2 separate regions of the Homo sapiens genome follow, and region 2 is linked to region 1. A link is an interaction called in ENCODE POLR2A ChIA-PET data of the cell type or tissue named here. Cell type or tissue: PC-9. All regions are shown on one strand. Links, peaks and the distances in the headings refer to the core of each region. The heading gives the core; the rest is flanking DNA. Region 1 has its middle 55 kb from the start of LINC00370. Region 2 has its middle 84 kb from the start of LINC00676.

Region 1 (5,388 bases), core at 145-5,144:
TATACATACATGTTGACAAGATGATATGAGAAACAAAATACTTAAAGTGTTGTCAGATTATAACCCAAATTTAAAATACATACCAATTTTTCTATGCTGATACAAATGACTGACTGGATAAAGAAATAGAGAGAATAGACAAATCTCCCATGCAGAAGAACTCCAAATAATGTATGCAGATGCTTCACTCTCAAGGAGAGGGAGCATAACTCCCCACTCGCTAAGTGTAGTATGCAAACAGTGACGTCCTTCTGATTGTACAGGACCAGAGGAAAGGAGCAAATTTATGGTGGAGAAACCTGACCAAGACTCCCTTAACCAGGTGATCAAGGTCACCATCTGCAGAAAGAAGTAATGTTGACAGTATGCACCCGGGATATAATGTGATAGAAATGACACTTTATCTTTGTGATTTTCATTCTGAAAAGCCATAAGCCCACTCTAATCATGAGCAGTTCCATAGAGAGGCCTTCTCCGAAAGACCTGAGCAGTTGTCCTCAAAACTGTCCAGAGTCATCAAAAACAAGGACTGAGAAACTCCAAAAGCCAAGAGGAGACTAAGGAGACATGGTGACTAAATGTAACATGGGATCCTGGATGGGATCCTAGAACAGAAAAATACATGAGGTAAAATAAGACAATTTGAAGAACTATGGGCATAGTTAATAATGATGAATCAACATTGGATCATCATTGTAACAAGTGCACCACACACAATATTACAGGTGTTGATAAAGGAACTTGTTGTGTGGTGTATGGGAACTCTCTCTAGTATCTTTTCAATATTCATGTATTTCTAGCACTGTTCCAAAAATAAAATTTACTAAAATTAAGGGGATGGGAAAAAATGAAAATCACAACATACCAAAACCCCTGGGATGCAGCTGAAGCAATGCTTAGGAGGAAATTTTTTAGCTTTAAATGATTACATAAGAAGGGAAGGAAGATTCAAAAGCAGTTATCTAAACTTCCATCCTAAGAAGATAAAAAGAAGATCAAATCAAAACCAAAATAGGAGAAATGGTAGCAATAAGGAATTAAGAGAGAATGGAAATTAATAAAATACAGAATGAACTAACAAATGATTTTTTCTCATTGTGTATTTTATTTTCATTTATTAAAATTAATATTTTATTTTAGTAAAATACAAAATGAGAAAAAATTATTGAAAGAAAAGCTAGCTTTTTGAAAAGATAAAATTTGGCAAGCCTCTAGCAAGAGAGAGAGGGAGATCTGAGAGGTCTGTTCATGTCTTTTTCATACTTACCTATAATATTTTGCCTTTGTCTCTGAATTTTAATATGTTTTTCTATATTTGAGATATCAGCCACTTTTCCGAGGTATTTGTTGAGAATATTTTCTCTTAGTTTTCAATTGCCTTTTGATTTTGCTATGAGGAGATTTTATCATGTAAAATTTGAAGAGGTATATTTTTTATTTAGTAAAATGTATTAATCTTTTGTTTTATTGCCTACGAAGTTTGAGTCATAGTTAGAAAGCTTTTCTCTACACCAATGTTAGGGAGAATTTATACATTTTCTTCTACTAATTGTTTGATTTCTTTAATATATTTATTTCTAATCAATTTAGAGTATATTCTTAGATACAAGACATGAATCTAATTTTACCTGTTTCCAAATGGCTATTCATTTGTCCTAGCCAAACTTATTAAAACGTCCACCATTATTTCAGTGATTTGAGATGCCATCTTTGTAATATACTACATTTCCTTATGTACTTGGGTCTAATTTTAGACTTTACACAGTTTTTCTTCCACTTGTCTACTTGTCTATTCATGTTTCAGCCTCACGCTGTTTTAATTATACAGGACATATTACATGTTTTAATACCTGTAAAAGCAACTCCCCCTTCTTCGATTTTTTGGGTTTTAGTGTTTTTCCAAGTATATTTGCATGCTAGTTTTTCCATATGAACTTTATAATCAAGTTGTCTAATACTATAAAGTAGCTCATTGGCATTTTTATTGGGATTGCATTGATTTTGTAAATCAACCTGGGGGAAGATACATCTTTAAAATGCTGAGTCTTCCTGACCCCAAAACTAGACTGACTTTCCATTTATTTGGTCATGTCTACTTTTACAATTTTCACAAGTTCCAAATTTTCCTTATAGAAGTTTTGCACATTTTCTGTCACATTTATTTCTAAGTAGTATTTCTTATGCTATTGTAAGTGAAAATTTCTCTAACTGCTTATTGTTTTTATGTATGAACTCTGTTGATATTTATGTGTTAGTTTTATATCTTATTACATCACTGCATTCTTTCATTGAATTAATTTTATCATTCATTCTCTGGAGATTTACAAGTATACTATCATATTATCTACAAGTAGAGGAACTTTTAAAATCCATTCTCATGTCTCTAGCTGATTTTTCTTATACAATTGCATTAGCTAGTACCTCTGTTAGAATATGCACAGGTTGCACAGACAGTGAGAATCTTTGCCTTTTTCCTATCTTACTGGAAATGTCTTTAGTATCTGTAATGTTTCTCTATGGAATAACATGGTAAATTTAGGGATATATATATGTATGTGTGTATACGCATATATATGTATACGCATATATATAGATAGATAGATACGCGTATACACACATAGATAGATAGACACATCTATTTATGTGTGTGGTAAGCACATCCTTGCTAAGAAAACAACTCTCAGTTACTATTCCCTTGAGTGGTTTTAATCATGAATGGATGTTGAATTTTGTTAAAGGCTTTTTTAGCGTCTATGGAGACTGCAAAGAAAAATGAGTTAAAATTCTAAACAACTTTTTAAACTAAAGGTATTTCACATATTTTAATTGAAAAAGAATCATTAAGACAATATAACAAATGGTCTTTCCTCATTTAAGAAATTTTTTTTCAAAAGTGATCTTCCAGAACTTGTGTTCCAATGGACACACTTTAAGAAACAATGAGCCTGTTGACTCCACTCTTCCTCCTGTATTTTATATGTGAATAGAGGTATTTCTGCAAAGGTTAACACAAATGTTTGTTTGGGTTACAGTCAGAAAGAAAGCCTGTACTTCATGGCCCTTGTTCACGGCCAGCTACCTCTCAAAGTCATTTCAGGAATTTTATGATGAGATTCCCTTAACAGAGTTCTCACATAACAAGCCAAGCTCATTACTCAACTGGAGACTTAAAAAAAAATGGTAAAGATATCTTCAAAATCTAACTATTTGGAGAAGTCAGTCAATCATTATGGAGATACTGGGCATGAGCAAATGCTCACATGAAAGAAAGATTTGGCAATAAAGAGTACTGAGATTTTGTCAAATTATCTTGCGTGTGTTTTCTTTATTTCTTGTGAATTACCAAGGTTTACAGAAATTAGAATATATTTGACAGATAAACTATATGGTTTGTTTTTCTTTATTTTTCTTTTCTCCATTAGTAAAGGAGGCAGTATGGAGGATGAAAAGTTCCTTTTCATGAATTGAATTCTAATAACAGAATCACTGCAACTGAAATTGATAAAACCAGAGTGAGCACAGACAAAGCAAGTGGCTCATGTTAATACTTTCACCTGGTTCTTAGCCCATGGTTGGCTCGTCTTCAAGGCTAACTTTGCACAGGCTTAAATTCAACCGGTGCATTAAACCTGCAAGCACCATGACTTGCTTTTTCACTGTGAGGATTTGATTATATTGCCTTCACTCTTCAAATAGGCATAGACATTTTTATTCATGAAACCAAAATCCAGTTTTTCTCATTATCTAGTAATATGTCTCAGCTTTTACCAATTGTCTAAGAAAACACCAATAAAAAGTGCCAGACAAGGTATGCAGTAACAGGCAATCCAGAAAGAAGGCAAGGCATCCCAAATGTGATATTTTTGTTTTCTTCCTGTGTCATTGACCTTGTATTTTTATGAACATACAAATAAATGTAGTCCAAATTTGATTTTCATCTATTCACAATAGCACCAGGATTTTAATAATAATAATGAACAAGTATGCACAAGACCATGTTTTACACAGGCATAAAGAAAACACATGTACCCTGTTATGGCACAGAAATTGTGCCATAACTGTGTTATTGTGGGATTTGTTACTTTTTATTTTTTATTGTGGGCTTTGTTTTATATATTTTATGTATTTTATGTTGTGGGCTTTGTTACTTTTTATTGCAGAAAAATTAAGCATTTTGTTAAGTGTCTACCTCTGTCTTCAAGGTGCAGCTCCTTACCACCTCTTTTTGGACCCATGGACAACTGCCTGTGGTCACAGAGCATTTTGCAATTGACTTAAGGTCCCACATTTCCCCCAGAAGCCTTGGACCTCGAGCTCCAATGTAGTCTCGCAGTCCTGACACACTTCATCTTTTCAGTCCCTTTGGGTTGACTTTGACTCTTCTGTCTGCTGGCAGATTTGTTTTAACCTTTAGGTTTAAATGCATTTTCTCAGAAAAAATAAGCCATAACATTGCATTAATGAAGCTTATTCATTTAGGTTGTGCAGGGATCTTTTCCTTTGATGTGCATATTTAGTTCCCATTAATGGTAATAAGAGTGAATTATGTGGACATATTGACATAAGAATAGATCCCTTGGGCTCTATGTGTAGAGTACATTTTGTTAATTGGGAAGTACTTTAAAAGAAACCAAACAAATATACCCAGGAAATCAGAAAAATAAAATAAAATTACTTTGAAAAAAGAGAGGAAAAATATTTTGCTGACCTAGGGAAGGATCTGGTTTGAGAGGATGCCAAACTATAGTTCCCAAGTATGATGGAATGCTTCTCCCAGTGAGAGACATTCGGAAAGAGTCCTGTCATTAGCTTTCCTTGCCATAGTCTCGCCATCTAAAGTCGTTCTCTTTGTAGCTGCACTGCCTGTGATGGAAAGGAGAGTGTCATGTACTGGCTATACAGTACCCTCCTAGGGACACAAATGTGACTAGCTATGGTCTCATGTCCACGGAGTCTCTTCAGTCAGAAGACTTCCCTTTGTGGCCTTGAATTGACTCTGGAGACTTTTCCAAGTGTCTTGACTAATTGAAGATGCCCTTCTTCAGTGGTTCCTAAAATTTATTAGATCTCAGCAGATCAAGCCTCCAGACTTCCTCTGGACAGCTTATTATCCCGCCCCGTTCTGTCTCCTATGACGAACTTGAACTTGTGAATGATAATTTCATAATTTCACATAGCACCATCTACAGAACACAGCATCAGTTTCTGACCAGCATCCACTTGGGCTCATCCCGTTCCTTGTATGGCACATTATGTCACCTTGCACTTCACTTGCATTTCATGAACTCTTAGGTTTGACTAAAACACACGAGCAGCTTCCTTCATAAAGTGGATAAGCACCGCGGAAGAACCAGCTTGCTTTCAGAATGTGCTCTTGTCCCGGAGTCT
Region 2 (5,388 bases), core at 126-5,125, 310 kb before region 1:
GCTATTATGATTGAGTCCCTAGAAAAATACAGTTACACACAGTTTTGCTTACAATTTTGAGGGATTCAGGCAATCTCTGTACCTCCAAATGAGAACCCATGCTTCAAAATCCTACTCGATAACTTACATTTTGAAAGGCATGTCTTATATACTGTATAATTGCTGCTAAGTCTTGTTTCACAGATGTGTACTCTGTTAACCATGACAGTTTGGTTTCAATGCTATATAAATCCAGAGTCAGCAAACTATGGCCTAGGGCCTAATGCGACGCACCACGGGAGACTGCGTAGCCTGCAAAACTGAAACTGAAAACATTTACTTTTTGGATGTTTTTAGAAAAAGCTGACTGACCCCAGCTATAAAAATGAAATCTGAGAAAATGGATGTTGTGGCTTTATATTTTATGCATTCCAATAATGAGCTATATTTGAGAGATTCTCCAAATCACATGACCTTGACATTTCTGCAGGAGGATGCTCAATGCTGCTTTTCCTGTTTTTTTTTTTTCTGAATTTGAAGTCTCCAACTGAAGATAATGAGTGCTCCCTCCCCATATTATGCAGAGAAATACAAAACTCAGGCATGCAGCACTTGCAAAAAGATAAGTAAATTGTTGTTATGGTCCCCACCTCAAAGAGCTTGTCTAAGAAAACACTCAACATGTATTTTGTGGGATAGAAACTTATTTATGTGATTTTGTAAAGTGAAACTCGCTGGGCACTTCTCTGCTCCCACGTGTGAGTGAGATCTTAGGCCTGTGAGAATCCCAGGGAGAGATCTGGGGGTTTGTGAGAAGCGCAGCATCACTGTGGTTGCTGGCCAGTCGCTTGCTGAGCTCAGTGGACTGCAGGCCTGCTCAGTGCTTGTGAGAAGCGCAGCATCACTGTGGTTGCTGGCCAGTCGCTTGCTGAACTCAGTGGACTGCAGGCCTGCTCAGTGCTCCTGCTGAACTGAGGCCTGAGACTGGTCTCAGCAGATGTGGAACTGTGTCCTCTAGTGCAGTGGTCCTAGGGACCAGTGCCTGTGCCTGTCCCTGTCCTGAAGGTAGAAGGATACCTGTAGCATGGAGAAGAGGCAGAGGTCAACAGGTGGCCAAGCTGTTTGAAAGGACCATGAGTTTAGAAAGGACCATGGACCATGAGTTTTTCTGTGGGTAGTGAAGGCCAGGGAAGAGAGTAGAGCCCATCCATCTCAGAAAGACCTGAGTCAGGAGGGAGGGTTTCTGGAGCAAAAGGACTGCAGCAAAAAGGACCTGCAGGGAGACCACAGGGCAGGAGCTGAGGGCTGGGAAAGGCAAGAGAGCTGGAAGTGCCTTGACCCTGCCAGCGGATTGTGGAGACGGGGAGCTCCCGGGTGAGGAGTCAGAAGGACCCTCAACTGCACGCAATGTAGAAGCCAGCCTTGAATGGCTGCCATGACTCGGGGCCTTGGCCAATGAGAGAGGGAGGCCCAGCATCAGCTAAGTGGAAATATGTTTTCAGGTTCCCTTTCATTCCTTTTCACACGGCCTCCCTCACCTCAGCCTCCAGGGGAAGCTCTGGGGTATGAAGAGTAGGAAGCCTCACAGGGGTTTAGGGAGGTTGAACTGCAGCACGAAGGACCTTTCCCTCTTCTCCCCTTGAGGTCAAGCCAGAGTGAATGGAGGGAAAATGCACTGAGACAGATACAAAACCTAAGACACTTGGGTTGAACTTTCTAATCCTGGAAAGTGAGTGGGAAGCTAAAAGACCCAGCCGGGGAAGGGCCCCTGGTTGGATCAAGTGCATGTGAAGATGGGGGTGGGGTGGAAGCGGAGCTGTTCCTGAAGGTGTCCTTCCAGTCAGCGGATTCCATCAGCAGAATCTCCCCCTAATTTTTTCTTTCCTCCAAGATCTACATTCAATAACTTAACAAGAATTGTCTATGCCACCCCTTTCATCCCTTCCCCCCTTTTCCTTAATTATATTATCATTATTATTATTTTTTCTGTCGCTCAGGCTGGAGTGCAGTGACACCACCACAGCTCACTGCAGCCTCAACTTCCCAGGCTCAGATGATCCTCCTGCCTCAGCCTCTCTGAGTGCTGGGACTACAGGTGCATGCTACCATGTCCAGCGAACTTTTTGTATTTTTAGTAGAGATGGGGCCTTGCCATGTTGCCAAGTCTGGTCTCAAACTCCTGGGATCAAACAATCCTCCAACCTCAGCCTCCCAGAGTTGGGATTACAGGCATGAGACACTGCGCTTGGCCTCCTTACTATTTTGCAAAGATTTCTTGTAAGGATTGCTGAATATCCTATTACAGATTCTTTCCACTAGACATTTGCTTACAATTATCCAATACTCCTGCACTTTTGTCCTTGCCTCTGGCCTCAGAATGTTCCCAGTCTCAGTACATTCTCCCCAGTGATGCTGGAGTGACATTCTGAACTGCAAATATGACTACTTTATGCCTTTTCCTCCTGTTTAATTAGTAGGGAGCCCACTCTTCTAACTGTGGAAAACAAGGCCCTCTCAGGCCTCCACATACTTGCCAGCCTCCTTTCTGTGGCACTGTGGACCTGGACCTGGTGACTCAAATGAGAACAAGTATCTTGCCTGTCTGGTTTCTCTCTATATATTCCTTGCTCTTTAAGCACAGCTTGACACATGATGTTTAACAAATAGTTGCTGAGTAAACAAATGGGTAAAATACGACAAGTCACCATCATCTCATATTACTGGGGTGTAACGTATGCCCGGCTTCCTCTCATAACTGCTCTGAGAATCCAGTGGGAGTATATGTCTTAGACCCTAGCCATCACTCTTAGCAAATGTTTCTCAAGGATCTAGAACCAGAACCACCATTTGACCCAGCAGTCCCATCACTGGGTATATACCCAAAGGATTACAAATCATTCTACTATAAAGAGACGTGCACACATATGTTTATTGCAGCACTATTCACAATACCAAAGACTTGGAACCAATCCAAATGCCTATCAATGGTAGACTGGATAAAGAAAGTGTGGCACATATACACCATGGAATACTATGCAGCCATTAAAAAGGATGAGTTCATGTCCTTTGTAGGGACATGGGTGAAGGTGGAAACCATCATTCTCAGCAAACTAACAGAGGAACAGAAAACCAAACACTGCATGTTGTCACTCATAAGTGGGAGTTGAACAGTGAGAACACATGGACACAAGTAGGGGAACATCACACACTGGGGCCTCTCAGGGGTTGGGGGGCTAGGGGAGGGAGATCATTAGGATAAATACCTAATGTAGATGATGGGTTGATGGGTGCAGCACACCACCATGGCACATGTATACCTGTCTAACAAAACTGCATGTTCTGCACATGTACCCCAGAACTTAAAGTATAATAATAATAATTTAAAAAGTAGAAACTGTCAGACCTCACCTCACCGTGGAAAGCACCGGGAGGTTGTGAGAGTTTCCTTCATTCATTTACTCAGCAAGTGTTTATTGAACAGCTCCCAGATGTGCAGCTCTGTGGTTGGTGCTGGAAATAGAAAGCGGGTTCCAACATTGCTGAAGGTCATTGCAGCCTGTGGGAGGGTCTGTGAGCTGTCATTCCAGGTTCCTGTCTTCTTTCTCTTGACCAAGCATCAGGATGGGGGCTGCCTTATTGGTTGGGTTTGCTTTCATCAGTGAATGAGGAAGGCCTAGTGCTACAGGGGTCTCGTGGGTGGGGACCTGGTCATTCTTGTCTGAATCAACTTAAAAGAGTTTAAATGCATCTGGAATGAGCAGTACCAATATGAGAAGTGAATCTGCCATTTTGGCCGGTTTATGTCTCATAGTGAGAGAAGATTCCAAACACACAAACTGCAGATGGTGAGAACCTGTAATGACAGGCCAGCCTCATGCGATTGGGCTGCAGCATCCCAGGAGGGCCCCTAGGTTTCTTAAAGGAACACACGTGTGGGCGGTTACCACCCTGCACAGCCTATGGGTCTTTCACCATGGAGAGTAGCAGCAATTGCCAGGAGATAGGGTAGATCACGGAATCCACTGCTATCCACAGACTTTTGCTGGAAGAGTGCTCTCAGGAAGGGAAACCATGATGAGCCCCTTCATCCAACCTCGATCTGTCAGAGCCACAAGAGTTGCAGCTGGAAGGAGTTTTTGTTCTGAACCTTTGCAGGGTTAAGCCAGTGCTCAGCACAGGTTAAGATGGCACAGCCCTTACCCCTCACGTGAGGATAAGCTGTAAGAATCACGCCTGTGACCTGCAAGGGACAGTTTTTGATTAATGATCAAATGAGCTGCACATACCTGCTACTGGACATATGCTTATCGTTTCGGCCATCTGCTGGCCTGGCATCTGGCCCACGCTCAAACTTCAGTCACAAACACAGAGAGCAGAGGCATCAACCGAGGACAGACACAAGTGTGCATCGGCAGGGAATATACTCTGTTCCTGGCCGGGCTGACTGCTTCATGGAAACAAACTAAGTGGGGTCTGCTTCCTTCTGCAAAAAGGCCAGGAAGCCTCCCTTGTTGAGGGGTGGTGAGATACTGTGAGGCTTGGCATTAAAAAATTAATATGTATTTTATTTATTAATTCTTAACACCTAAGATATTTAAATATTCTTTATCATGGTATTACATAGTGAATTTTCTTTTCTGATTCATGATGCAAAGTGACTAATATGGTACTTGTCACTTGGTATAGGCTCAACAACATACTTGCCTGTTCCTCTCCTTCTTATCTCTTTTGTTCAATCCCCAACCAAAGTCAGAGACAGGGAAGATACGCTCAGCCAGTAATACATTTCGAAACTCTTCCATCCTCCAAGGGAAGATGTTGACATTTCTATCCATAGGAAAGTACACACACATCTCACCAAATTTTAAGATCAGGATGATTGTATATTAAGAACTATTCAGTTGGAAATAGAAGACAGAATTTCAAAAGATATAGTTGATCCCCATGCACCTTTCCTAAACACAGAATGGAGAAATCATTGATTATGTAGATCATGCATTCTTCAAAGGTGTGCTATTATCCCCAGGAGGCAAAAGTTGATGCTTGGCTGGCAAGAAAACCCTTAGATTGTGCAGTAGTTTGTGGGCCTTCAAGTGACCATAGCACACACACAGATATACCATATATCTATGATATTAAAATTTCATGAGGAGGGTTAAGAAAAAATGTCTTAAAAGGCTCCTTAAGAAGGTGATAATGAAAGCAGCTGAGGGACACTGATGCAGAGGAAGAGTGCACTGGTGATACTAAGCCACATATACATTGCTGAAATGGAGTCCATATGCAAATGTTGCAGTCTGCACCTCTCTGTCTTCCAGGAATGGGTTAACCAGGACACAAAGATGTTTGGTCAATTACCTAACCATTGATTGATCCCAAAACTAATCAAAGGAGAGCTGCACCTGCTGG

The links. Peaks named below come from ENCODE experiments on the same cell type or tissue, not always from the same donor. Only the 100,000 strongest peaks of a DNase experiment are listed, where the experiment ranks them.
Region 2: POLR2A ChIA-PET joins it to region 1 with 5 read pairs; 1 of 35 experiments calls an interaction of 5 or more read pairs at or near these places.

Annotation. Positions count from the first base shown.
Region 1 is chr13:109,334,651-109,340,038 of GRCh38, reverse strand. No RefSeq gene overlaps it. Among named protein-coding and RNA genes, the nearest start is that of LINC00370, 55 kb to the right of the region's middle. In PC-9, for the core only: no CTCF peak of the experiment used is centred there; a DNase peak (open chromatin) is centred at 3,058; H3K27ac peaks cover 1,612 bases.
Region 2 is chr13:109,641,501-109,646,888 of GRCh38, reverse strand. No RefSeq gene overlaps it. Among named protein-coding and RNA genes, the nearest start is that of LINC00676, 84 kb to the left of the region's middle. In PC-9, for the core only: no CTCF peak of the experiment used is centred there; a DNase peak (open chromatin) is centred at 2,638; H3K27ac peaks cover 3,194 bases.